2 separate regions of the Homo sapiens genome follow, and region 2 is linked to region 1. A link is a loop called in an ENCODE intact Hi-C map of the cell type or tissue named here. Cell type or tissue: IMR-90. All regions are shown on one strand.

Region 1 (8,000 bases):
GAATAGCAGCAATCTTATTTCTCTTTTGACATCTATCACATCTAGCTTATTTTATAGTAATCTATCTTTTATCTCCCCCTACAACACTGAACAGCCCAAGGACAAAACCTGTTTCTGATTCACTTTTGTGTCCCTGACAATACCTACATGTCCCATAATAGGTTTGATAGGTACTAAGTGACCGGGCTGAGGCTTGCACCCTCCCCTCCTGACTCATGATCAATCCTTCAGACTAGAGCGTGCTGCCACCAGCCTGGTACATGTATTTGTGAGTTCCTTGGGTTTCAACTCCTTGGTTGATTTATTTTTTGAAAACACTATATATCAGGAAGATGGGTTTGGCTAGCTGAAATAGCTGGTTATAGCTTGCCTTGGGTGGTTAAATATTTATGTCTTCTGAGAGTGAACAATGGGCTTTACTCTACCAGGGAAATAATCTTGTTTGTCCCCATTTATTGGCTCTTTTTTCCTCTTTTACATTTTCAGCATCCTAATGATGTCCTTAGTGATAGTTGCTATGGAAGTATTTTAGTGTTTTCTGCAGTGTTGGGTGGTGCAGTACCTGAAGCCCTCTTTAGTGTGTATTTATAATGACACCAAGCCATGAATTTCATTTTAGTGGTAGCTTTCTTGCTTAATAACTGGTTGTCGTCGGGGGAGTGGTCTGCATTTATTTTGGCCTCCTGATTTATCGCACTGATTTTTCTTCTCCTTTTCATTGTTCCTGGAGTGCTCGTCATCACTTCAAATACTCAACCCATTATTTCACAGAATATAATGACAGAGCCAGCCCCATCATTTTATCATTGAATACACTGGTAAACAGTTGCAACCCCTCTAATACCAATGTGATGAGGGGTGATTTAAACTTGTAAAAGTCAAACGCTTTTTTTTTTTTTTTTTTTTTGCGATGGAGCCTCACTCTGTTGCCAGGCTGGAGTGCAGTGGCACAGTCTTGGCTCACGGCAACCTCCCCCTCCTGAGTTCAAGCGATTCTCCTGCCTCAGCCTCCTGAGTAGCTGGGACTACAGGTGCGCCCCACCAAGCCCAGTTAATTTTTGCATTTTTTAGTAGATATACGGTTTCACCATCTTGGCCAAGATGGTTCCAATCTCTTGACCTTGTGATCTGCCCACTGGCAGATCTTGTTTGTCCCCATTTATTGGCTGGGATTAAAGGCGTCAAAAACTTTTAAGAATGTATAGTTTGGAGACTGAGACTCAGTAATGGGTGGAGGAGAGAAAACTGGGATATCTAGAGAATTGGATTGTGATGTCTTCCGTAAAATAGTAATAGTAGTACATGTTCTACCTACTTGATAGGATTGTTATGAGGGTCATGTGATTAATGTATGTGAAAGCAATTTGTAAGCTGTACAGTGCTATAAAATGTTTATATATGTTATCATTAATAACAACTAGATTGTTAATAGTCCTGATTGCTTTTGACCTGGATGTCTATGGAGAAGCAGCTTAATCTCTGGTGAAGACATGACTTGACCTTTTTACTGAACCATGTGGGCAAATGATCAGGCCATTATGCAGTATTTTCAAGGCCATCAGGTTGTCTGTGTTAGCCTCTTTCATTCGACTCTTACCTTTTATTTGGGGAGGAGAAGGGACAGTATGACTTTAATTATTAAGCTGAAGAAGTGGAGAAATCTTGATTTCTTGAATAGCTTTTTCAAGTCAGCTCTTTAATATAAAGTCTCTCTGGTGCATCTGTTGCTAGCTTGCCACGTTGGTATGTGCCATTTTAATTTTGTTCCTCCAAAGGTTTGGGTTATTTTTCCATACACTTTGGTTTACGGTAGACGCTCAACCACTTACTAGAATAGAACACACTTAGGCATGTAGACTTTGACAATTCTAGGGAAAAGTTGTGAATGCATTTAGTGATTTGATTTGTGTGTTTTAGTTTAAGTAATCTATCAATTTATCCTATAGATAGCCCAGAAATTGATGTCACTGCAATTAAACAGAATTTTTTTATAAAGAATTCTGTGCCTGACAACTCTAGACATATTTATTATGCAGCTTCTCTTAAAGGATTTTCAATTTGCTCATTTGGAGCAAATTTTGTGTGTTAAATGCAGTTGGTTCCTAGACACTGACTCATTTTCCAAATCTGAGTACACTTTTTCCTCAATTGACTTTCCCCTGCCAGTATGTCATCCAACTATTCTTTAATGTACTGTCAAAATATGGTCACCTCATCATTAACAGGAAATGGGCTTCTTGCCCAGTCTTATGAAAGTAGAATAAAATCAGACAGTTTGATTTTTAAACTATAAGAAAAGGAGAATGAAAAAACAGCAAAACTTAACTAATTTCCAAGCTCAGGGCTATTTATAAAGAGCTTGAACAAATAAGACACCCAGAAACGAAAGGAAAACTGCAATTTGCTTGGCTTTGTGTAGAATACAGAAGAATTTCCATTTTACTCTAAATATAAAGTAGCTGCAATGTGAGTCAACATAAATAAAACAAAGAAACCAAGTCTTTATGGAAGATGACAGCAGTTTCATGTGGGCAGCTTCATGTGTTTAAGCATCTCAATGTGAAAACTTGGCCATTTGCTCAAGATTGTTTCTCTGTATTTAGATTTTTGGTGCAAATATCATCTCTGTCTCTAGGAAACAAACCCAGACGGCCTACAGAGTCAAGAATGAAGAATTCATTTTACTGAAATGTTAATGTCAACTCTAAAAATATCAGAGTTTTCAATTTTACCTAATCAAATAATCAGCTCGACAATTTTTTTGCAACCACAGTTGCTTATAGGGCTGACCAAAGTGACGATTTGTTTAAGACCAAGTTCAAGGTTAGTTAAACATATAACATATAGCGCAGATTTCATTTAACCATGTGGATAATTCAGCCAAATATGTTTTTCATGAATTGCTGTGAAAAAGAGTAATTTGCCGCATTTGAATTATCTGATTACCTGTCCTGATCTTCTACTTCACTTTGAGTGTATATGTAGACTTTATTAGAATAACATTTTGTAGTGTAAAAATAGTCTATGTCGCCACAGCTTCTCTCTACTTGCTAGTTCAAAGCTTTCTCTTTAATTTTTGATCAGTGCCAATTTGGAACCGATCTCTTTTAGCTCAGTTTCCTCATTTGTGGAGTGGGTATCTTAACGTCCAAAATAATAAATGATTAAAAATAGTTAAAAAAAGTTAAAAATAAATGATTAGTGGAATGATGAAAAGTACTTCACACAGAATCCAGCATATAGTGAATGCTCAATGAATTTTAACTATTTTGACTTTTACTGTTAAAGATGTGACGTGGGAAGTCATTAAACCTTTTGTAGCTTAGTTCTTTAGGTATGAAAGACAAATGTCTTGATATAAGTCTAAAAATGTTCTTAAAATGCATGCAGTGCCTCCACATGCAAAGTGAAGCACAGAATTTAAGTAATTACCTTCATTAATTAATCAATGCATTGCTTTACCTAATAGGTTGATACATGTTTTAGAGCAAAGCTTGATGCACAAAGGTCCACTTTGCTTGGATATTAGTTTTATTGTCATTTTGCCATTTTTTTGGTATTCATTATCTACTGTGATGGGACAAGAATTTGGGTGAAAGTAGTTTACTTGGGAGGTGATCCCAGGAGGCATGATCAGGGAGTGGGCAAGTAAGACTGGCAAAAGAGGAACACCATTAAAGGATACATTGAGAAGCGGGTTACTGTCTTGGGCAAGTGAGCTCAATCCCAGTGGCATCTCTTTGAGAGGCTGCATAAAACCTTTGAGCAACCTCATCCATTTAGTCCAGCACTGTACTAATATTATCACTTTCTACGAGCAATACCACATGAAAAAATTTGGGGAGCATTGCTATAAAGAATGGTTGAGAGTGCTGAAGAGAAGCCAGGAAAATAAAAAGCAGAATAAATAAGAATGGTTGACATGCACGGTGGCTCACACTTGTAATTCCAGCACTTTGGGAGGCGGAGGCGGGAGGATCACTTGAGGCCAGGAGTTAAAGACCAGCCTGGGCAACATTGCGACACCCCATCTCTACAAAAAAATTTTAAAATTAGCTAGGCATGGTGGCACATGCTGGTCTCGAAAACCTGGCCTCAAATGACCCTCCCGCCTTGGCCTCCCAAAGTGCTGGGATTACAAGGGTGAGCCACCGTCCTGGCCTGGTTACATTTAACTATGTTGCAGAGAAGATCGTGGATTCATTCAAAATGAAATCATTGTTGCTGGGTTCTTGTAAAAGTAAGGTTGTTGAGCTATGGGCATTGAGCATATGAGAACAGAAACATAATCCTTTTAATCTACTCAGCATTTTGCAGGCTTCAGAGGAATAATGGCTGTTGTTTCTGGCTTTGCAGTTCAAGTGAGATGGATTTAGAAGAGCTCCAAGCACATTCCTAAAGTATTAGGTGGTTGGAAGGTTCTATGAGTTACGTAGTTGTTACTTCAGTCTCCAGCGGAAGGGAGGAGACATGTCTTCCTAGTCATATTCCTCCTTGGTCTCAAAAAACCACATTTTGTTCCCTTCAAGTCAGGAATGTAGCCAGAATGCCCACCAGGTGGTGCTCCAATTACTTTACTGTATAACATTTTGTGACCTCCTGTAGGATATAAGAATATTAAATGTTAGAGTTAAAGGCAGAAAATATTCTGTAACTTGAGCCTCAAGATGTAAAGACTTCATATATTGAGAAGACTAATATGGCTTTTAAAATATCACATGACATCAAAATGTCTATGCATAAAAGGTGAAAAAAAATGCTATCTCAGAGCCAAGGTTAACATTCTTGGTAGAAAAATAGATTACAATCAATATTTTTTAATTGAGTTTTAAAAAGAATTCTGATGCACTAGGTTCTGAGGCATTACAAGGATATATATGTATATATATATGGCAATTTCCCCCCACATTTACTTATTTATTTTTAATTTTATTATTATTATACTTTAAGTTTTAGGGTACATGTGCACAACGTGCAGGTTTGTTACATATGTATACATGTGTCATGTTGGTGTGCTGCACCCATTAACTCGTCATTTAGCATTAGGTATATCTCCTAATGCTATCCCTCCCCCCTCCCCCCACCCCACAACAGTCCCCAGAGTGTGATGTTCCCCTTGCTGTGTCCATGTGTTCTCATTGTTCAATTCCCACCTATGAGTGAGAACATGCGGTGTTTGGTTTTTTGTCCTTGCGATAGTTTACTGAGAATGATAATTTCCAATTTCATCCATGTCCCTACAAAGGACATGAACTCATCATTTTTTATGGCTGCATAGTATTCCATGGTGTATATGTGCCACATTTTCTTAATCCAGTCTATCATTGTTGGACATTTGGGTTGGTTCCAAGTCTTCGCTATTGTGAATAGTGCTGCAATAAACAAATGTGTGCATGTGTCTTTATAGCAGCATGATTTACAGTCCTTTGGGTATATACCCAGTAATGGGATGGCTGGGTCAAATGGTATTTCTAGTTCTAGATCCCTGAGGAATCGCCACACTGACTTCCACAATGGTTGAACTAGTTTACAGTCCCACCAACAGTGTAAAAGTGTTCCTATTTCTCCACATCCTCTCCAGCACCTGTTGTCTCCTGACTTTTTAATGATCGCCATTCTAACTGGTGTGAGATGGTATCTCATTGTGGTTTTGATTTGCATTTCTCTGATGGCCAGTGATGATGAGCATTTTTTCATGTGTTTTTTGGCTGCATAAATGTCTTCTTTTGAGAAGTGTCTGTTCATGTCCTTTGCCCACTTTTTGATGGGATTGTTTTTTTCTTGTAAATTTGTTTGAGTTCATTGTAGATTCTGGATATTAGCCCTTGGTCAGATGAGTAGATTGCAAAAATTTTCTCCCATTCTGTAGGTTGCCTGTTCACTCTGATGGTAGTTTCTTTTGCTGTGCAGAAGCTCTTTAGTTTAATTAGATCCCATTTGTCAATTTTGGCTTTTGTTGCCATTGCTTTTGGTGTTTTAGACATGAGGTCCTTGCCCATGCCTCTGTCCTGAATGGTATTGCCTAGGTTTTCTTCTAGGGTTTTTACGGTTTTAGGTCTAACATGTAAGTCTTTAATCCATCTTGAATTAATTTTTGTATAAGATGTAAGGAAGGGATCCAGTTTCAACTTTCTACATATGGCTAGCCAGTTTTCCCACCACCATTTATTAAACAGGGAATCCTTTCCCCATTGCTTGTTTTTGTGAGGTTTGTCAAAGATCAGATGGTTGTAGATATGCGGCATTATTTCTGAGGGCTCTGTTCTGTTCCATTGGTCTATATATCTGTTTTGGTACCAGTACCATGCTGTTTTGGTTACTGTAGCCTTGTAGTATAGTTTGAAGTCAGGTAGCATGATGCCTCCAGCTTTGTTCTTTTGGCTTAGGATTGACTTGGCGATGCGGGCTCTTTTTTGGTTCCATATGAACTTTAAAGTAGTTTTTTCCAATTCTGTGAAGAAAGTCATTGGTAGCTTGATGGGGATGGCATTGAATCTATAAATTATCTTGGGCAGTATGGCCATTTTCATGATATTGATTCTTCCTACCCATGAGCATGGAATGTTCTTCCATTTCTTTGTATCCTCTTTTATTTCATTGAGCAGTGGTTTGTAGTTCTCCTTGAAGAGGTCCTTCATGTCCCTTGTAAGTTGGATTCCTAGGTAATTTATTCTCTTTGAAGCAATTGTGAATGGGAGTTCACTGATGATTTGGCTGTTTGTCTGTTATTGGTGTATAAGAATGCTTGTGATTTTTGTACATTGATTTTGTATCCTGAGACTTTGCTGAAGTTGCTTATCAGCTTAAGGAGATTTTGGGCTGAGACGATGGGGTTTTCTAGATATACAATCATGTCATCTGCAAACAGGAACGATTTGACTTCCTCCTTTCCTAATTGAATGCCCTTTATTTCCTTCTCCTGCCTGATTGCCCCGGCCAGAACTTCCAACACTATGTTGAATAGGAGTGGTGAGAGAGGGCATCCCTGTCTTGTGCCTGTTTTCAAAGGGAATGCTTCCAGTTTTTCTCCATTCAGTATGATATTGGCTGTGGGTTTGTCATAGATAGCTCTTATTATTTTGAGATATGTCCCATCAATACCTAATTTATTGAGAGTTTTTAGCATGAAGCGTTGTTGAATTTTATCAAAGGCCTTTTCTGCATCTATTGAGATAATCATGTGGTTTTTGTCTTTGGTTCTGTTTATATGCTGGATTACACTTACTGATTTGTGTATGTTGAACCAGCCTTGCATCCCAGGGATGAAGCCCACTTGATCATGGTGGATAAGCTTTTTGATGTGCCGCTGGATTTGGTTTGCCAGTATTTTATTGAGGATTTTTGCATCGATGTTCATCAGGGATATCGGTCTAAAATTCTCTTTTTTTGTTTTGTCTCTGACAGGCTTTGGTATCAGGATGATGCTGGCCTCATAAAATGAGTTAGGGAGGATTCCCTCTTTCTCTATTCATTGGACTAGTTTCAGAAGGAATGGTACCAGCTCCTCTTTGTACCTCAGGTAGAATTCGGCTGTGAATCCATCTGGTCCTGGACTTTTTTTGGTTGGTAAGCGATTGATTATTGCCTCAATTTCAGAGCCTGTTATTGGTCTATTCAGAGATTCAACTTCTTCCTGGTTTAGTCGTGGGAGGGTGTATGTGTCAAGGAATGTATCCATTTCTTCTAGATTTTCTAGTTTATTTGCGTAGAGGTGTTTATAGTATTCTCTGATGGTAGTTTGTATTTCTGTGGGATTGGTGGTGATATCCCCTTTACCATTTTGTATTCCGTCTATTTGATTCTTCCTCTTTTCTTCTTTATTAGTCTTGCTCGTGGTCTATCAATTTTGTTGATCTTTTCAAAAAACCAGCTCCTGGATTCATTGATTTTTTGAAGGGTTTTTTGTGTCTCTATTTCCTTCAGTTCTGCCCTGATCTTAGTTATTTCTTGCCTTCTGCTGGCTTTTGAATGTGTTTGCTCTTGCTTCTCTAGTTCTTTTA
Region 2 (8,000 bases), 360 kb before region 1:
TATAAGGCAGTAATGCATTCAGAATTAATCTTCTACATGTATCCACAGGACTGGAAGTGCTCAGGAATATATGTTGACTGATTAAAACAAGAAAAGATCTATTAACAATTTAGATGAATGAGGCAGAAATTGGAAAAAAAAATAACATTTTTAGGTAAGCATTATTGTTTTATAAGGTCAAACTACTGTCAAGTTTACTGATTACGCATCTGGAAAGAGGAAAAATTAACACGTTGACCCACTGAGCATTGCTATAGAATTACTTTTCAGCCTGGGCAACATGGTCAAACTCCGTCTCCACCAGCCGGGCGTGGTGGCACACGCCTATAATCCCAGCTATTTGGAAGGCTGAGGCACAAGAATTGCTTGAGCCCAGGGGCGGAGGTTGCAGTGAGCCAAGATTGCACCACTGCACTCCAGCCTGGGAGGCGGAGTGAGACTTCGTCAAAACAAAAAAAGAAAATACATATATATATATACACACACACACACACACATATATACACACATATATGTATATATAATGTTACTTTTGTGTTATACAAGATATAAATTTACCATATGTAAATATTATAAAGCTCAATAAGCTGCTACTTATAAAGTCTATAATGCTCCATTAAAAAATCAAAAGATTCCCTTCATCCTAGGCTAGAAATAAAGTGTATCGTAGAAGCTCTTTGATCCATGGATAAAATTTGAGAGAGATGAAGAGGGCAGTCAACGAACTTGGATGCAGAAAAAATATGCCTTGATTTTCAATAACTTATAATTGAAATTTAAAATATGGTTCAATTATGAATGTAGGCCATAAACCTGGTATCATCAACAGTACCTGTGACTTTTGCCACCAAAAGTCATCATAGATTTAAATATTAAGTTGTAGTGCCTGCAGATCTCTTGAAATACTATTTATACTTGTTACTTCAAAATCACAGTAGTTAGTAAATGTGCCACTGTCAGAGGCGTTTGAACCAGAGCAACTCCACCTTAAACAGGAGCTAGGTAAAATGAGGCTGAGACCTACTGGGCTGCATTCCCAGACGGTTAAAGCATTCTAAGTCACAGGATGAGATAGGAGGTTGGCACAAGATACGGGTCGTAAAGACCTTCCTGATAAAACAGGTTGCAGCAAAGAAGCTGGCTAAAACCCACCAAAACCAATATGGCAATGAGAGTGACCTACAGTCGTCCTCACTGCTACACTCCGCCCACCGCCATGACAGTTTACAGATCCCATGGCAAGGTCAGGTAGTTACCCTATATGGTCTAAAAGGGGGATGCATGAATAATCCACCCCTTGTTTAGCATATAATCAAGAAATAAGCATAAAAATGTGTAACCAGTAGCCCTCTGGGCTGCCCTGTCTATGGAATAGCCATTCTTCTATTCCTTTACTTTCTTAATAAACTTACTTTCATTTTACTCTATGGACTCACCCTGAATTCTTTCTTGTGGGAGATCCAAGAACCCTCTCTGGGGGTCTCAATCAGGACTCCTTTCCTGTAACACCACTAGATCTTGTTATTCAACGCATTAATTAAAAAGTACCTATGCTGCTGTCAAAAATATTTCTAATAACTTATATTTCAATGTAATTGGTTTCTTTCATAGTTCTGTCTTTTATCCATGTTTGCCTTTTTTTGTTGGTCACAAGCTAGGCTACGTTTCCCAGCCTCCCCTGCAGTTAGATAAGGCCATGTGACTGAGCTCTAGCCAATGAAATGTGTATATATGTAAGCCATTTCTGGACCTAGCATATAAACACTTCCCACAGCCACTTCTCCATGCTCTTCTCCTCTTTTGGCCAGCATGACCTTTGAAGCAACCATGCTTCCAGCAGCCCAAGTCCCTGAATAACTACATGAAAGAGGCCACTCTACCAACCTGTTTACCCACACCTGTACCTTTAAATAAACAACAAACAGATTTGTATTTTGTTTGAGCCAATGAGTATATATTTGCTATAGGAGTTTGCACTACCCTGACTCACTGGTTCTCAAACTTTATCAAGCATCAGAACCACCTTGAAGGCTCATTAAAATACAGACTTCTGGGCCACACCCTCGGAGTTTCTGATTCATTAAGTCTGGGATAGGGCTAAGAATCTGCATTCCTAACAAATCCTCCAGTGATGCTGATGCCACCATCATGTGAGTACAGTCTGAGAAACCAAAGGTCCTGCCCCTTACTGTGTGGTGAATGAGTAGTTTTGGTCTTAATAATACTGTATCCCATCGTGCTATATGCAGGGGGACCCTCAGGATTAGAGCAATTTAACTGTTTGTTGTTTTAATAACCCTATATTAAAAGATTGGTCCTGGAAGTCACTTTGTCAGCCGGGAAAAAAAATAATGTATCTAGAAGATACCGTTCTGTTTTCAGAGAGAATGTATTCCCTGGCAAGTAAAGGAAAGTGGGGCAAAATATTACCTTTTTAAAATCTTTTCTAATAACTAGTCATTGTTTGGTATAGAACATTGGTCCCTGGAGTTATGATGACAACAAAGAGTCTGTTTTGGAAAAGTCTAGGGAACTGCACATTTCTTTTTATTTATTATTTTATAGAGATGAGGTCTCGCTCAGTTGCCCAGGCTAGAGAACAGTGGTGTGATCATAGCTCACTGTAGCCTAGAACTCCTGGGCTCAAGTGATCCCCCTTCTTCAGCCTCCTGAGCAGCTGGGAATACCTGTATGCACCACTACATCCACTTAATATTTTAAAGAGACAAGGTCTCACATGTTGCCCAGGCTGGTCTCAAACTCCTGGCCTCAAGAATCCTCCCACCTGAGCCTCCCAAAGTGCTGGGATTATAGGCATGAGCCACTGTGCCTAGCTGAATTGTACATTTATTTTATTTTATTTTATTTTATTTATTCATTTTGAGATGGAGTCTCACTCCAGCACCCAGGCTGGAGTACAGTGGCATGCTGTCAGCTCACTGCAACCTCCACCACCTGGGTTCAAGCAATTCTTCTGCCTCAGCCTCCCAAGTAGCTGGGATTACAGGCATATACCACCACACCTGGCTAATTTTTGTATTTTTAGTAGAGACAGGGTTTCACCATGTTGGCCAGGCTAGTCTCGAACTCCTGACCTCAAATGATCCACCCACCTCGGCCTCCCAAAGTGCTGGGATTACAAGCATGAGCCCCCGTGCTCGGCCTGTACATTTATTTTAGATAAACTTTCACAGGTTAGTAATACAGTGTTTATTTCATATTGACTGATATTATATCAACTGCTTATTAGTTCCTGCTGGTAAGAAGCACTGATTTAAACAATCAGAGAGCCTTAATGTTTTCTAAATTGCAAATGAACTACAACTTAGGTGCAGTTTTGTAAATGAAAATATTTTAAAATCTCTTAATAATGTCAAACATTCCCTTCTTAAACAAAAGGCTCCACCCACAGTCCCTGCTGCCTGAGGAAGCATGTTTTGTACTGTAGCCTCACACCCCTCCAGTTATGGTTGCTGGTTCTTGACACTTAGGCTGTGTCTATCAGAGTTTTTGCTTTGAGAGTCTGAGAAAAACTGAGAGCCTGGGCTGCTTAGCATAGAGGCTGCAAGGGAGGAAGGGAAGGAGGAAGGGAGGGAATTAATTCTATAGATCAGTGCTTCTCAAACTTTAATATGTACATGGATCACCTGGAAATCCTATTAAAATGCAGATTCTAATGCAGTGGGTCTGAGTGGGGCCTGAGAGTCTGCTTTTCTAACAGGCTTCCAGGGTATTCTGATGCTGCTGGTCTGCAGACCAAACTTTGAGTAACAAGGATGTAGAAGGATTCATGGAAACTGTGTGCCTCTGGTATAGGCTGAGGCTATCAGGGGCCAGAAATCATAAGTGAAAAGGGCAAAAGGAAAAGAAGCAGCTAGTGGAGTGGAATGGAGTCATTCCTACGGCATCTCGCTACTGCAGGGAGTGAGGCCTTTAATCTGTAACCAACTTCCAGTTCTATCCATGTAAAGCCAGACCCTCGTATGGATCTTTTTCTTTGATTTCCATTAAATTATACATACAACATGCCTTAAAATATAGTATGTCTCTGATTCTGCATCCAAATGAGCCTAAGACACTAAACACAGTCTTGGATGCGGGTGGGGAAAAGACTAAACAAAGACTACGAGGTTGAAGCTACTTGAGATACAGCATCTTCTCCTTTAAAGAGCTTAAAGTGCTTTTTAATTATAAATGTTAGATTAGCCCAAGCAGGGATCATAGTGTACACTCAGAAAAAAACTACATTTTCTTTCCTGGTCGACCTCTGAAATCCACAATGAGGGGTTCCTTTTCTCTCAATACTACATAAGATTTTGTGTAGATCTATAATTTTTCTGGTCATTCTCAGATAATTAAAAAGTCTCCCAACCACTTCTAGTCACAAAAGCATACCATTCCAATGAGGTCACATCACTCCTTTTGGTTTCCTCCTAGATGGGGTTTAAAGTGACTCCAGGCTCTTTCTCCCAAGACAGCTGTAAGAAATATTCATGTATCCTTTGCCCCAACAAATTCTGGGAGAGCAGGCTGTTTCCAGTGCAGCCCTTTCTGCTCATTCCATCATTAGAACAGTGGTCCAGCCACAGTCTCTGGCCCTTTGGAATTATTATGGAGTCTTGGGGTCGGGCGCAGCACACTGCTAAGACATTCCCCAGTCTCTAATCCTGACCTGTCTAACAGAGTAGCTACCAGCCACATATTTTTATTTAAATTTTAATTAATTAAAATTAAATTAAAATTTCAACTTCTCAAGCATGCTAGCCATATTCTAAGTACTCAATATCATATGTGGCTAGTAGAGACCCTATTGGATAATACAGATAAAACATTTGTGTTCTCACAGAAAGTTCTACTGAACAGCACTTCTTTAACCTCTCACAGATGAAACCTTAGCCTTTATCCATATACCTAAAATCGGTGATGGCTGACTATAACTATCAGCATAGACTAACGGCTACAGCAAGCAACACCAAAACCTCAGGAGCTTAACACAATAAAAGTTTATGCCTCGCTCATGTCACGCATAGATCAGCAAGTGGGGGTGGTGCTCTGCTCCACAGAGTCATTTAGAACACCAGGCACCTTCCATCTATGGCTTTTTAGGTTCTCAATATCCTCTCCACTCTGCTGGATTATGGAAACTAGGGCCAGGATTGTGTGCATGGTTTCAGTACATCAGACCTGTAAATGGCACACATCATTTCTTACGTTTCATTAACTAGAACCCAGTTACAAGGTCATCACCAAGTTGCAAGGGAAGCTAAAAAATTAGTTATGTGCCAAGAATAAGAGAACACAGACATTGGTGAGCAAAACACAGTCTACCACAGAGCTGGTGGCAAAATCAAATTTATAGCTACCTCCTACATAGGGCTCTACTCCTCTCTCTGGCAATGTGAGCCTTTCTGACTACAACTATTGGGGCCTCAAACAAAACTAAGACAAAAAGAGCTCCATTGACACATCTTATTACATAGCCAAACAGAATCTGAGTCCCATTTATCTAACACTTTTCCAGCATTGTTCAGCTCCTAACTACATTCAACTCTCTTTAATTCTTTACAGCTCCATAAACAACAATTATTTCTACTTATCAAGCATTTCCTATGTGCCAAATACTATGCATGCATTATCTCACTATTTCTTGTAATATTCCTAGTAGGTAAATACTTTTTCAATGCCCATTTTACAGATAAGGAAATGGACACTTAGAAGTTTGCCTAATACTTTGTAAGTATCTGCTCGAGGACTGAAACTCAGCAACCTGATATGTGCTCTCCACCAAAGGTCAGCAAACTATCACTCTTCGGACAAACTGACCCACCATCTGTTTTTGCAAAGTTTCATTGGAACACAGCCATGTCCATTCATTTACATATTGTCTATGGCTACTTCTCTGCCACAAACACAGAGTTAAGTAGCTGCAACAGAGATCATATGACCTGCAAAGTCAAAAATACTGTACTTATTATCTGGCCCTTTACAGAAAAATGTGGCCAACCCCTGCTCTATAGCACCCTGTAGGGCCTTGAGCACTCTGTTTCTAACACAGACTGAAAAATAATTTTGACTTGATGTTTTGGTCTGCTAATCTGTACTCTCAGTCAACAACCTAGTCTATGAAATATAAGGTCAGCCTAATTTCCCTCTGGCAGCCGTGTCTACTCCATCTGTTTGTAGTTTCTAGGCAGATCAAACAGCATCTGTTATGTTATTTCATCAAACACATAGATGATGCAGTTGGATTATTTTCCTAATCTGATGATTTTTTTTATATTTAGACTGCAACTACCAGGCAAAAGTCTGCACAAATTTTATCAACCCTACTGCAATCCTTTATCCTTCCCATCTCCAGCTTTGGTTTTTAGGGATAAAGTCATTAGCCACTGAATGACAGCAGACTTTTATGAACAGTGGCTGTTCAGTAAGCCAGGGTTTATTCTGTTGAAATTGCCCTACACTCTTATTTTTTCTTAGACTGAATTCATCAACTTCATGTTTTGTACCAAAATGAACCATAAAAAGAAAATAAATATGCTTGGCTTTCAGGCATATTTATGGAACCAACAATGCATCCATATTAAGTATGGAACCAACAATGCACCCATATTAAGTAAGGAACCAACATTGCATCCATATTAAAATTAAAAGAGGGTAGAAATTACACTATATTCAAAACTACAACTAGTCTGGATAATGTGGGGCATACCCCACATTTTCCCCCATTCCTTGGGCCAGTTGCTGAGAGGGTGGCAGCATGGCTTTTAGCTGGGAATTGCCCTCCAGCCTAAGAGCTAGCTGTCACATCCCGTCCCCCAGGCCAAATGCTGGTCAACAGGGAAGGGCTAGTGATTGCTTCAACTAGGGACAACTCTGAAACTTCCTGTGGGATCTTGGGGCCATTGGCATATGCAACATAATTCCTCCGTGGCCCAATCCTGCTTCCCTCACTATTTTAGGGTGTTTTTCCCGAGGGCACTCCCCAATAAATCTCCTGCATAGAGTCTCCATCTCAAAGTCTATTTTTCTGGGAAGCTGACCTGAAACAAACAGTCTGATTTCCTGAACAGTGCCATCAATAACTTACGAACCATATTTAACATTCAATGACAAGAAAGATCCAGCAACAAAGAGCTTCTAGAGGACAGAAAACTCATCAATACAAAAAATGAGAGTAATGGCAAAACACTGGGCAATATACACATCAAAAACAGGTAACAGTAACCATATGAAAAAGCAAAGTGGGAATAGACAAGAGTTCTAGAGAGAAACAAGCTCCATTCAAAGCTAAGGAAGGCAAATGAGGAAGGCTGACTGAGAAACAGGAGCAGCAGTCAGTGCAATCTGCTCTTGCGGCAGCCAGAGCTCAGCTTCTCTCAGCAACGGGCCCACAGCCCCGGGCACAGACAGTCATGCGCAATGACAGACTCTATAAATAGCTGTGCCACCAGCAAATCATAACCCAGCCTTCATAATTATAGACCAAGGGATTTTATAGATGATTCTTTAAATGTGAGCACAATCTGTTTGCATGCAGCCTTTTCTGAGATACTACTCACAGACATTATCACTAGTGACCATGTCTACAAATAAAAAGAGTCACGGTTTAAAAATATGTATATCTAAGATAACGTCCTTCTCAAGACAAGAACTTAGGAAATATAAAATAAAAAAGCATGTTTTATGGGGCATTTACAACTTCCCAACTGCAAATTCTGAGAAGCCAAATAGCACCCAAACAGCAAGATTTCTGAAGTGGTAAATGTTCACACTAAGCAAAGGCCAGGAACACTAATCATAAGAAGACAGCCTAGAGAGGTGTGGTGAGAAAAGAAAATGGGCCACAAAAAGAGCACAGGAAGGAAAGTCAACTGAGATAGATGAGGTTGTGCAGCCCACTGAGTGTGCAGCACAAAATACGGGGGTGGAGAGTGAAGACAGGGACAGAAAAAAAGGTAAGAAACAAGATGAAAAAAAGAAAGGAAAAAAACGTGCTA

Evidence for each region. A loop is a pair of places that touch in the nucleus more often than their neighbours do. Peaks named below come from ENCODE experiments on the same cell type or tissue, not always from the same donor. Only the 100,000 strongest peaks of a DNase experiment are listed, where the experiment ranks them.
Region 2: a loop joins it to region 1, with 3 times the contacts of the local background. A loop is called at or near these places in 2 of 110 quality-filtered maps.

What each region holds. Positions count from the first base shown.
Region 1 is chr6:57,263,709-57,271,708 of GRCh38, forward strand. It overlaps a transcript of PRIM2 not described here. Among named protein-coding and RNA genes, the nearest start is that of LINC03001, 4.4 kb to the left of the region's middle. In IMR-90, a CTCF peak has its summit at 4,560 (motif pointing right); DNase peaks (open chromatin) are centred at 2,173, 2,423 and 4,463; H3K4me3 peaks cover 185 bases; H3K27ac peaks cover 2,102 bases.
Region 2 is chr6:56,907,621-56,915,620 of GRCh38, forward strand. The region is part of intron 2 of DST (dystonin); the gene reads right to left. Among named protein-coding and RNA genes, the nearest start is that of DST, 43 kb to the right of the region's middle. RefSeq lists enhancers at 4,482-4,651, 7,769-7,938. In IMR-90, no CTCF peak of the experiment used is centred here; a DNase peak (open chromatin) is centred at 4,441; H3K27ac peaks cover 804 bases.